2 separate regions of the Homo sapiens genome follow, and region 2 is linked to region 1. Evidence: chromatin contacts called from ENCODE Hi-C data. All regions are on one chromosome and are shown on one strand. The core of a region is the stretch at or near the end of the contact, and the rest is flanking DNA. Distances in the headings are between cores, read along the strand shown.

What was found. A loop is a pair of places that touch in the nucleus more often than their neighbours do. Pooled maps may share reads with other maps.
Region 2: a loop to region 1 is called in a map of MCF 10A, with 15 times the contacts of the local background. The contact joins two enhancer-like sites. A Hi-C loop is called at or near these places in 7 of 168 maps with a recorded cell type or tissue (MCF 10A, PC-9, Right ventricle myocardium inferior and 3 more) and 11 of 50 pooled maps.

What each region holds. Positions count from the first base shown.
Region 1 is chr15:60,930,526-60,936,278 of GRCh38, forward strand. All of the region lies in intron 1 of RORA (RAR related orphan receptor A), which reads right to left. Among named protein-coding and RNA genes, the nearest start is that of RORA-AS4, 170 kb to the left of the region's middle. RefSeq lists an enhancer at 1,420-2,619. Within about 2 kb of position 2,211, at least 3 of the 41 ENCODE cell types and tissues checked have a DNase peak (open chromatin) inside an H3K27ac peak, as active enhancers do.
Region 2 is chr15:61,049,943-61,055,428 of GRCh38, forward strand. All of the region lies in intron 1 of RORA (RAR related orphan receptor A), which reads right to left. The region is part of intron 1 of LOC107984805 (a long non-coding RNA gene); the gene reads right to left. Among named protein-coding and RNA genes, the nearest start is that of RORA, 180 kb to the right of the region's middle. RefSeq lists a silencer at 22-181. Within about 2 kb of position 1,674, at least 2 of the 41 ENCODE cell types and tissues checked have a DNase peak (open chromatin) inside an H3K27ac peak, as active enhancers do.

The DNA.
Region 1 (5,753 bases), core at 961-3,460:
ATAGATGCAAAGTGCCAGGAGTCCTCAGCCTCCCCTAGCAGATGTGAACACTTCCGGACACCAGCCATTCCCTTCCCACTTTGGAATTAATGCAACAGCCTTGTAGCTCATTATGCCCAATTCACTGAAGGAAGTTAGACTTCTGAATTCCTTCCTTGAAGTGTCCAAGGTAGGTTTCCCACTGTCTGCCCTGTTGAGATGGGACCCACCTCTGTGGTTACACTTTGTATGTGGTGACTGTCATCACCTGCTCATCTGCTCACCTGTAGACTTTGAGGTCCGTGAGCAGAGATTCCCAATCATTTATCTCTGAGCCAAGAGACCGACCCTGGTGGGGCAAAACCAGTATGTTCTAAAATGAAATGGCCTCACATCTGCCTATATGAGGCCTCTTACGTCTTGCTTAAGGATAAAAGTGGCCCTTGAAAAACAGAAAGTGGTCTGTTCTCTGAGGGTAAAAGGGTGTAGGTGTTCCCTTTCTACAGTGTTATGAGAGGGACTTACCCCTTAAATGTGTATTTTAAATGGCAGGGGGAAGAGGGGGAAGACCACATGGAAGAGTGACTGGTCCAGGGTCTGGGGAAGAACTCCCTGTCTGTGAGAAAATTCCACCTGGGAAAGAGAAGGTGAGTCTGCCTAGAGCAGCAGATAGGCTCCAGGTCCATAAGTGGGGCCAGGCAGGCTTACAGGAGTAGGAGGCACGGAGGCACATTGGGAGGTAGGCTGTTCACTGCCCAGAGGCACAAAGCCCCTGTCCCAGAAGTGAAGGGCAGCCTACAGGCCTCCACTGGATGCCCTGCCACCCACGAACAGCCCCTCCCTGCCCAAGCACTCTTCCTTACTCACTCCTCTGGCTCCATGGGGAAGCAGAATCCCAACTCATAGCTGCAGGAGGAATAGCTGAAGAGAGAAGAGGCCTGGCTTCAGCTTCCAGAGCTAAGCCCTGCCAATCTCCCAGACTCCTGCAGTCTTTCAAGTCTCCGACATTTGATTACTCCTTTCTTCTCATGAAGTGTCCTTATTTTGCCTCTAGAAAACAGGCACTGGTATCAAGAGTTGCATGGCTGATGCCAAGACTTAATGCTCCAGAGTGTCTTGCACAGGGCCAAAGCTGCCTCTTCTGGCACACACAGAGTTCTACAGAAGGGCCCCCTTATAGGCCACCAGCCACTGTGAGGACCTCATAAGCAAATGTAAGGGCAGGAAGAGATGGGACATGGTCTGGCAAAAACCTCAGCCTTCTCCCTAAGCTCTTCTGCCTTATGAGGCTGATAGCTCAGACTCAAAACAGTTGGCTGAGTTCTCCAGCTAAATATTCATTTCTCCAGCTAAATATTGATTCCTTCAATATTAACACCATGTCAGGGAGCCATGTTAAGCCATTGCCTCAACTTGGCACTGCAGCTAAACATAATGAAATGCCAGAAATTAGGGTCTAGAATTGATTATGGTACCAATTCTAATCCTGAATTCTCAAAGCAATATCTAGAAAAATATTGAATCAAGAGTTTTTTTTTTTAAATGAAGATCCTATACTGGAGGGAGATGGGCAACTTCTATTTGGAATAACAAGCAGTATCAATGTCTTTGAATTCACCTTGAAAACCAATCCTTTGGAGTAGAAAGAATTCATGGTATTTGAAATGTCCAAGATTACTAATGAGGGGAAAATCTGAGGGACCTGAGAAGGTGGGGTTGCTTGAGAAGCAGTAAAGCTTCTCAAAGAAGAAATGGAGATGCCATGAGCAGCTGCCTTGGACCAGATTCCAAGGCAGTGTCTTGTAAACTCAGCCACGATTAGGGCTGGGTCATTCTGGACCGTCCTAAAGAGAAACCATTAAAAACCATTAATTCCTTCAGATATCACAGCTGCTTACTCATAGTAGCTCATTCATAGGTAAGGAAACTGAGATCTCCCTAAGATCAAATAAGTAACAGGTATGTTAAAAAGTTTCATTTGTTTACGTGTTACTACCAAGGGCCAAGTTTCTCCATGTAGTGCAAGGAAATAATTTCTGTGCAACAGCTCGAGATATGCAGCTTGAGTTTGCCTGAAGCCCTGGCACTGTGAATTGCGGCTCCTTCAGATCTTGCAAGCTACCAGCGATTTGGCGGGGTGGGTAACTGGTTGGGAAACCTCCCAGGAAACCACAGCTCCTGCAAATGACTCAGTAGGTGGTTCCGACTTCTCTGAGTCAGAACCAAGCCCATGGCCCAGCCCCATGCCAAGACTCCCTGGCATTGTTGAGATGCTCTGAGCTTGGCTGGCATGTGACACTGAGGACCTCTGGTGTTTGTCTGCAAAGGGATGAATGCTCTTTCTGATAAGGAACCAAGGAGTGTGGAACAGAAAAGCAGCTGAATTCTCTCAGTGGCCTGGCTCTCTCTTGCCCCCTCAATCCCTGAAGAGTGTTGATGGCTTCCTACGTCAGACAACCTTTCACTTAAAAACTTACTCCTCTTCCTTACCCAGGAGTTTCCAGGTTGCCCCCCACAGTCATGAACTTGCAGACACAGAATGCTTAGTTCTAGTATTGATTCTGCTGCTTCCCAGGGCTGTGACCCTGAGCAAGTCTCCTACTGTGGGCCTCAAGTATTACCCATCCCAATTTCATCATCAGCCCAATTGTCCTCTAGTGCCATGATGATCATACTAATCTTCCAACCCAAATTCTCCACTGGCTCCCACTGCCTATGGAATCATGTCCAGACTTCTTAGCCTGGTATTCAAATCCCAATCTATCTTTTAAGCCTCAGCTTCCTCTATTATTCTCCCTGTAGCCTACGTTCTCAGCAAATTGGACCACTCACTCTCCCTAAATGTACTGTGCATTTCCCATTCCCTGTGCCCTTGCAGTGCCCTTTTCTTGAGATGCCCTCTCCTTGCCTCTGGAAATTTTGCCTACGCTTCCAGGCTCAGATCAAATGCGACCTCCTCCTCCAAGCAGCTTCCGCAGCTCTTCTCTTGTGAAGCCCCCTTGATCTCTCACATCACAGTTTGTTGGTACCTTCCTATTGACATAGAACGCATTATTCTGAATCGCAGGCATTTGTGTGGATGACTTCTCTCTCCTCCTGGATGGCATACTCCTAAAGGAAGAGGGGTGGGGGAGGATGTCTTATTCCCCTTTCAATTTCCCATCATGCCAGGGTATACACATCTGTACTAATGAACAAATGAATGAATTTAGAAAATCTAGATGGATGTTCTAAAATTATCTACAGCTGTGGTATTTCATACCAGAGGTGGCTGCACATCAGTAATAAAAACCAGCCCAGACACAAGCTTTTCATATGGGAAAAAGCAGAGGCACTGGTGCGATCCATTCTGTTGGCCATGAAATGTCTTTGGGTGTGTGCACACAGACTCCCACAAACCAGATGCAACATCTGCTTTTGAAGGGCCCAGAGAGGCTGGGCTCCCTCATTTCTCAAAGTGATGAGAAGCGCATTGGAGTCTTGCAGCTGACAGTCGTTCGGTAAAGAAACACCTACTTAGCATAGCCCCAGCTCCAGCTCCACACCATATGCATCAATAGGGGTGGGTCACAGTGCCCTCTTGGCAGTAAGCCAGGAGGAGATTTGAGGTTTGGTTTTGCTGTGCTCAACAGGCAGTCCTGATCTACATTAACAAGTCTCCTGCTTCCGTGTGACTAGCTAACAAGGAGACTGCTGCCTGCCTCATGCAGGGAGACCTTTCCCAAAGCTTGGCACCTGCCCTATGCTGGCCCAGTGGAGGCCAAATGGGGGAGCAGAAAGGAAGACATTGCTAAAGTTCTCTTTTCCACTTTCCTTCAAGAGACTAGACCAGTATTCTCAAACTTTAGCAAGGGTCAGAGTCCTCTGGAGGGCTTGTAAAAAGAAAAAAAAACAAAAACACAGATTGCTGGGCCATAACTCCAGAGTATTTGACTTAGTAGCTCTGGGATAAGGCCCAAGAGTTTGTTGTTGTTGTTGTTGTTGTTGTTGTTGTTTGTTTGTTTGTTTTTTTCTGATATGAGGTCTCACTATGTGACCCAGGCTGGTCTGGTCTTGAACTACTGGCCTCAAGCAGTCCTCTTGCTTCAGCCTCCTGAGTTGCTGGGATTACAGGTATGAGTCAATGAGTCATCACACTGGCTCAAGAATTTGCATTTCTAACAAATTTCCAGGTGATGCTGATGTTGCCTGTCTGGGAGCCACACTTTGAGAACCACTGTATTGGCTACTCCAAAGAAAGGCAAATGAAAGCCCTCAAGCCATCACTGGCTGGACAAGAGGTATGACTGTCTCCCTGCCTCCAGGCTCTGCTCCATTACAATCTGTCCTCTACTTTCCCACAGAAAGCACCTTTCTAAAGCACACATCCACCTATGCCATTGGCTGCACTGCCTGTTCCTTGCCTATAAAATACAAACTCCACAGCCAAGCTTATGTTGTCTAAGCCGTTAACTGTGTGCCAAGCACTGTTCTAAAACCTCTACACATTATAAGCTCATTTAATCCACATAATTCTATGCAGTAGGTACTATTATTATCCCCATTTTAGAAATAATGAATCCCACAGGGGGCCCTCAGGAAATATTTTCTGAATGAATGAATAAAAAGATGCTCACAAGCATTTACACTGTGTACTACAGAGGACTATTTCCATGCCAAAGGAAACCATCAAAAAGTGAAGAATTGGCTTGCCAACCAGTCATTTGTTCCTGCACTACACCAAATAACCCATTTGCCTGTAATTGGCTGGATATTCTGGCTTTGTGTAGACATCTCCTCGCTGGGAGAAAAGCCAGAGTTAATCCTTCACAAAGGGTTGTTTAATAATAACCAGAAACTGGAGGAGAGCAGAAAAGAACACAGTGATCCCACACAAGCTGAGGAAAATGGACTGTTCAAACCCACAGTGTCCATGCTGCCAGTAAGGGCCCTTGGTGTGGCCTGAGGTTTCTTAATTTTTATTATAAAAATAGAACATGAATATGTCTCTCCTGATTATCACCACCAAATACACCAGTGAAAACATCTATGGCTACATATTACTCTAATGCAACACTAATGCTTACACTGGAACAGAAAATCAGGTCATTGTCGAGAGTCTATAAATGGACAGCCCTCTCCATCCATTACTTATTTATGTTTCCCGCCTTTTGCTTAACCGGCCTTGAGGCCCAAACAGAGAAACACACCATACATAAAGTTACCAGTCCAGATAAATAAAACATCAGACTCAAATTGGCAGCTTCATCCTTCATTGCTTTGGAGGAGGTGGACTTCAACAGCCAGATGCTGCACAAATGATCAGCAAAATGTGACCCTTTGAGACCGCAGCAGACAAGTCATTCCTAAGACGTGTATCTTCCCAAAAGTTAGCTTTGCCCTTTTTAGAGAACATTCTTGTTTACTGCAGACAGAAGACAATGATCCCAAAATAAGTTTGAGCCCAAATCTCTTTGAGTTGGGCAAACTGAGACTGACATTGTTGAATTCATCACCAGTTGAAGTCAAGGGTTTCCCCATGTGGCCGGCCCTACAGTTACTCAGCCTGAAGGCTCATCATGGTAATATTACCCATGGGAAGGTCTGCATAGTAACGAAACCATCAGAGTCCCTGTGCAAAGTTCCAGCAGAAAAACAATGATGCTAGGACCCAATCCTATCTGATGGCCCAGAGGTATCTATGGCCCTGGGGGAAGCCCTTCTTAGTAAAAGGAAGACCCATCTCCAGGAACAAAATGACTTGCCTTGCTCCTTACAGTCTTCTGTCTATCTAC
Region 2 (5,486 bases), core at 424-2,923, 120 kb after region 1:
GCCACGGCACTCGGCCCAAGTACTTCTTAACTGCAGGACTTCTCAGAGGCTTTTAATATGGTAATGAGTGCTGTGCAGTGAGATGACTCAAATCAATATATAGCCAACACGTTTGATATGACCACAGAACCCATTTCCCTGAACACTTTTTATCACCTCCTAGAGCAGGGGTCAGAAAACTACTGCCCATGTGGTCTGATCTGGCCACTGCTTGTTTTCGTAAATTTTCACTGCCCACAGCCAACCTCATTTGTGTACATGCCGTCCATGGCTGCTTTCACACTGCAGCCGCAGCGATGAGTCATGAGACACGCACCCGTGGCTCACAAAGTCTAAAATATTTACTCTTTGGCCCTTTACGGAAAACGTGTACAAACTTTGTCCTCTGAAATATAGTTTGGGAACCTACTTCACTCATGATATCAATAATTCTAAAAAATTTCAAACAATTTTTAAAGTCAACATTGAGAAGTTTTCCATGGTTAGAATTTAATAATTACAGTCAATAACTCTCTTAAAGCATCGTGACAATAAAGTAGAAGGACACTGTGTAATTCTATATGGTCTCTGTCTTCAGGGAGCTCCCAAGCTAGTTTGTGAAAAAGAGAACTCAAGGCACAAACAACTGGGGGGCAAGAGATGTTCTAAACACTAAGAGGAGGCAATATGGCATAGTAGAAAGAATGCAAGCATGTGTAAGAGTAAAACATACACAGGGCGCAGAGTCACAAGAGTCAGGGGTTGGTCTTGGCTGTGATACCTTCTCCTGCGATAAGAGTAAGACCTGCTTTATTGAGCACTTACTATGTGCCAGGCACCATCCCAGTTGCTTTCCATGAAGGATTGCTCTTTAATTCTTATCATAATGAATAGGTACTATTATTATCCCAGTTTATGGGTGAGGAAACCAAGTCTTAGGTTGACTAACTTATTAAAATAAAGCACATACCTAGTAGGTGGTGAACAAGAGCCAAAACAAGTCTGTTGGTCAGCTAACCACCACGTTATAGTGGCTGCTGCTTAGGGGCAGCATATATCCTCTGCATTTCCCCAGAGGTGACAGAAGTAGTGGAGAGGGTAGTGCTCTCTAGGCTCTGACACACAGCCCATGTTTGCTGACTCAACAACCACACAACGTAATGCTATGGCACCTCAGGTGGCAGGGAGGGTATCGTGGGCTGGACTGATCTTCAGAAGGCTGCATCTGAGCAGGGTGTGGAAGGATGGCAGAAGGAAGAGGGGAGTGAGGCACTCAGGGTAGACAGAAGGTGATACTGCCACATCCTCCACTCAGAAGGAATCTGGAAGGTTTTGACAAATATGTACATTTTGGAGTGGGAACAGCAGAAAGTAGGGGCTGGCTACCTACTTTCCACTACCCCTATCCCCACTCCCCCTAGGGGGTGAGGCAGAGATAAGCACGCTTTGTGGGGCACACTGATCCACAAACTTGCAAGCCTGAGCTCCACTCAGCAGCAGCCTGGGCAGGATGAATGGTGGTGTGCAGGTGTTTGCGGCATGCATAGCTTCTCTTTCTCCTAGAGTCAATCCAGTGATCCCCTGCGAAAAGAATCCTCCACTTGACCTGAATGCTCTGTATTGGCACCTTCTGGACAGGAATCCTATCGGGTATTTCATCAAAGCATCCCACAGCAGTTTTAAGTGTGGCTCCATGAGAGTAAGACACCAGGACAGCTGTGCCACCTAGTGATGCTTGCCTGTACTGTCTGCATCCCAGAGAGTGGGAGAGGCTTCGGAAAGGACTGGTATTTGCTATTTTTGGCCAACACTTCTACATGCAAAGGAATCTGAAGTCTCCGCCTGGGCTTCAAAACATTTCTTGTGGCCTCACTGACCATTCCCGTGAGCCTCAGGGGACATGAGTGTCTTCAAGCTAAGAGGGAGCAGTCCAACTCTGCAGCACGAATTACCAAGGAACATACAACAGACACTTCCCCTCCTCCATTTCTGCCTTTCAGCAGAAAGGGAGGGTGCACCTCCTCTTACATCCTATTGTGGCTGCAATAACCTGCTTGCTTTCTTGTGCAGCCTGGAAGTCTTATGCACACAGCACCTGCTGCTTTCTAAACTAAATAGAAATGCTATCGTCTGCAGTCAGAAACAGAAAAGACAGAGGATGCCTGGTGAGGATCTGTCCTACATCCCAGAGTGCAAGAGTTAAAGGTGCTAACCATTAGTGTTATGTGGGTGCAGCTTATGCACACAGAGAATGATCAGTGTTTTCATTTAATAGGAACTCTCCTCCACTCCCAAACACAGCAGTGGAGGGAAAGGCCTTTTAAGCCTTATTAAGGTTGAGGAAAAACTCTGGTGAAATTATACTACATATTTTTGTTTCTTTCTCTATTTCAGATTCCTTGCAAGAGGTCCACTGGAAAGCTAGAATTCTAGAAGTCAGGATGGGAAAGCCTCATACGTAATGCTTTTGCTCCTTTGAATTACAGTTAACTCCAGTGGTGCCACTGACACTGCTTTCGCGTAGTGGTTCTAGTATCGTACGATGCTGATACAAGTAAGCTATGGCTATGTGTTTTCCGTAAGAAAGGAAAACATCACTCCAGGAGAGAAATGGAGGATGAATGATATTTATCAGATTGTAGCTTCTGAAAATGGATTTGCTTTACCAGATCAAAGACAGCCTGTTTCTACACATCACCAATTCTGTGGGAAACATTCCAGATATTCTGAGAGCGCATTTTGAGACTGAGTAGTTGGTTCCCTCACTGACTGTTTCTACTGTAAGTAATAGTATATTTCCATGCACTCTTGATTGGTATTATACAGTTCATCAATAAGACAAAAGCAGAAAAGAGGTACAAAGAGACCAACAGGGAAGAAAGACGCGAAGATGAAAACTTCAGCAGCATGCCACGTACAGTTGGCTTGGATGTACCCTGCACAAAAGTGTCCAGCCTGTACCTCGCTGACCTAGCTGTTCGCCGGTACAAGATTAAGGAAGTGACAGCTTTTCCTAATTCACTGAAAGTGCTTTGGGACTAAATTGTAGCACAGTATAAGTAAAGTATCCTAAGGGGAAAAGAAAACTCCATATTCATGATCCTTAATCTATTTTATTGATTAAAGATTTAGCCAAATACATCACTCCTGCTTTTGTCCCTGTAACAACCAATGCTGTGTTATCAGGAAGAGATAAAACCAGACCTGATCGGAGCTACTCAATCACTTGGTCCTGAATCACTCGCTTTTCACCCAAAGTCAACAGTCTTGATTCCTCATATTTTAAGGTGTTCATTGTAATGTACTGTTACTGTTTGCATACAGCTGTCAGCTGCAAAAACATTTTTTTTTTTGAACACAAAAATCAGGCTTTTGCCCCCCAACACCCACCCCCTTCCCGGGAGACTCCATGGTAGCCTACTGACTCACACTGACAAAAAGGACAAAGGCCCTGGGTTGTCTCTGCCGCCTGCCTGTCCAGATGTAATTAGGCCTCACACAGGTAACCCCTTGGGCAGCAGAGAAAGCTCAGCGAGAAGGCACGGGGTTGTGAATACAGTTTCACGATGATTTCCATGGCTGCCATGAAGGCTCTGATCAGCTACAAATGGGCAGATGCCAGGATGACCCTCCTGATTTCCTGGTCCCTCCTGGACCTGGATCTGGATCTGGATCTGGTGTCCAGGGAAGAGCAAAGACCAGGAGAAAGAGGTAGAATCCCAGCAACAAAGCCTGGGTATGCGGTCTTTGAGAATGCCTCAAGAAAACAAATTCTTGCTTCTCCCTTTTCAAGGGGCTACAGGGAGACGACACAGCTGATGGGTATTTTTGTAGCCAGATATCAAGTAGTGTTAACGTTGGGCATAGGTTCAAACAAATGTGCTCCGTTAAGAATCTACACAGCATGAAGAGTGTTTAGACTTCATGATATATATATATATAAACATTCTTCAGGGAGGGTTTCCTTCAGAAAATTCAATACTCAAGGAAAAGGAGTTAGGGACAGTTTATTTTGGTTATTTTCTTTGTTTGTTTTCTCCAAAGCTATTTCTTGAAAAAGGAATCCTTTCAAAGTAAATAAAGGAATCCTTTCAAAGTAAAATAGACTACATTACATTTTTATCCCAAAGCTGCTGGGTGGTAGGTGTGACTTGGAAAACTGTAGTTTGTTTCAAGCAAATCCACTTGGATTGAGCATGAAGGAAAATAAAATTAAAGGATGATGACGAATAAATGGAAATGTTTAAGGATCACTTTGGCCAGCATCTTCATACTTAATTGTTGCTTTTACATGTATGTAGTTTTTCCTGAACACAAGAGGAAACGTATGGTAATGTGAGGAACAGAAAGAATAAGATGGGAAACTAAACATTTGAAAAGAACTTTCATTTTCTGAAAAAAAAAAAAAATGTTCTCCCATAGATGCAACAGAATTAATCTTCATTAGTTAGCACAGCTATACTCTTCTTCTTAAATGTCTCAAATGATACTGTGACTTCCCTTAGAGAGGAGGAAATCAGAGGACAGCAGGAATAATTAAGACAGTAGGGCTAGGGGCATAGCAACAGGATTGGAACCCAAAGCCCCTGGATTTCTCATCCTCACTGAGGCACAAGAAACATCAGGCCTTTTGATTTAGGCTCCAAGCAATAATTAGCATCTAATAAGGTCCCTTCAATGAGGATTTTTACATTTATTTCCTATCACTAGTATATTATTTTAGATACTCTAATTACTTTTGAGGTGCTGGTGGTATATGAATAATATAGGTAAATGACACTACGAGACAAGGCACTGTTTGTAAATGGCCAAATTCTTTGGGCTGTACTAATCAAACAATGGTTGACTCTCCCTTTAACTTTCATCATGCATTTAAAACAGTTTTTTTTTGTTTTTTGTTTTTTGTTTTTTTTTTTTTTGGTGGGGGAGCAGTGAGGCAGCGTCTCACTCTGTTGCCCAGGCTGGAGTGCAGGGGTGAGATCACGGCTCCGTGTAGCTTCCACCTCCTGAGCTCAATCAATCCTCCCACCTCAGCTTCCTGAATAGCTGGGACTACAGGTGCACACCACCACGTCTGGCTAATTTTTGTATTTTTAGTAGAGACAGGGTTTCACTATGTTGCCCAGACTGGTCTCGAACTCCTGGGCTCAAGGGATCCACCTGCCTTGGCTTCCCAAAGTGCTGGGATTATAGGTGTGAGCCACCGTGCCCGGCCTAAAACACAGTCTTGAACTTATCTGGTTAAGTACAAGGTGCTAAAGGTGCCACTTGACCATCCTAAGCCTCCTCTTCTTTTCCCCATTTCTCACTTTTTAAAAATTCGAATTTATTTTTTGGTGTAAAGCTTAATAGCATGGGTTTTAACGTTTTTGAGGGCTGCTTTTCATTCAGAATTTTCACCACTCTTCATCGCAGCAGTTCCTGGAGTAAGCATGGCTTCACTAAGGGACCGAGGCCACAGTGAGAATTAATATTTATTTTTTGGCTAATGTTTACAGAGTGCCTTA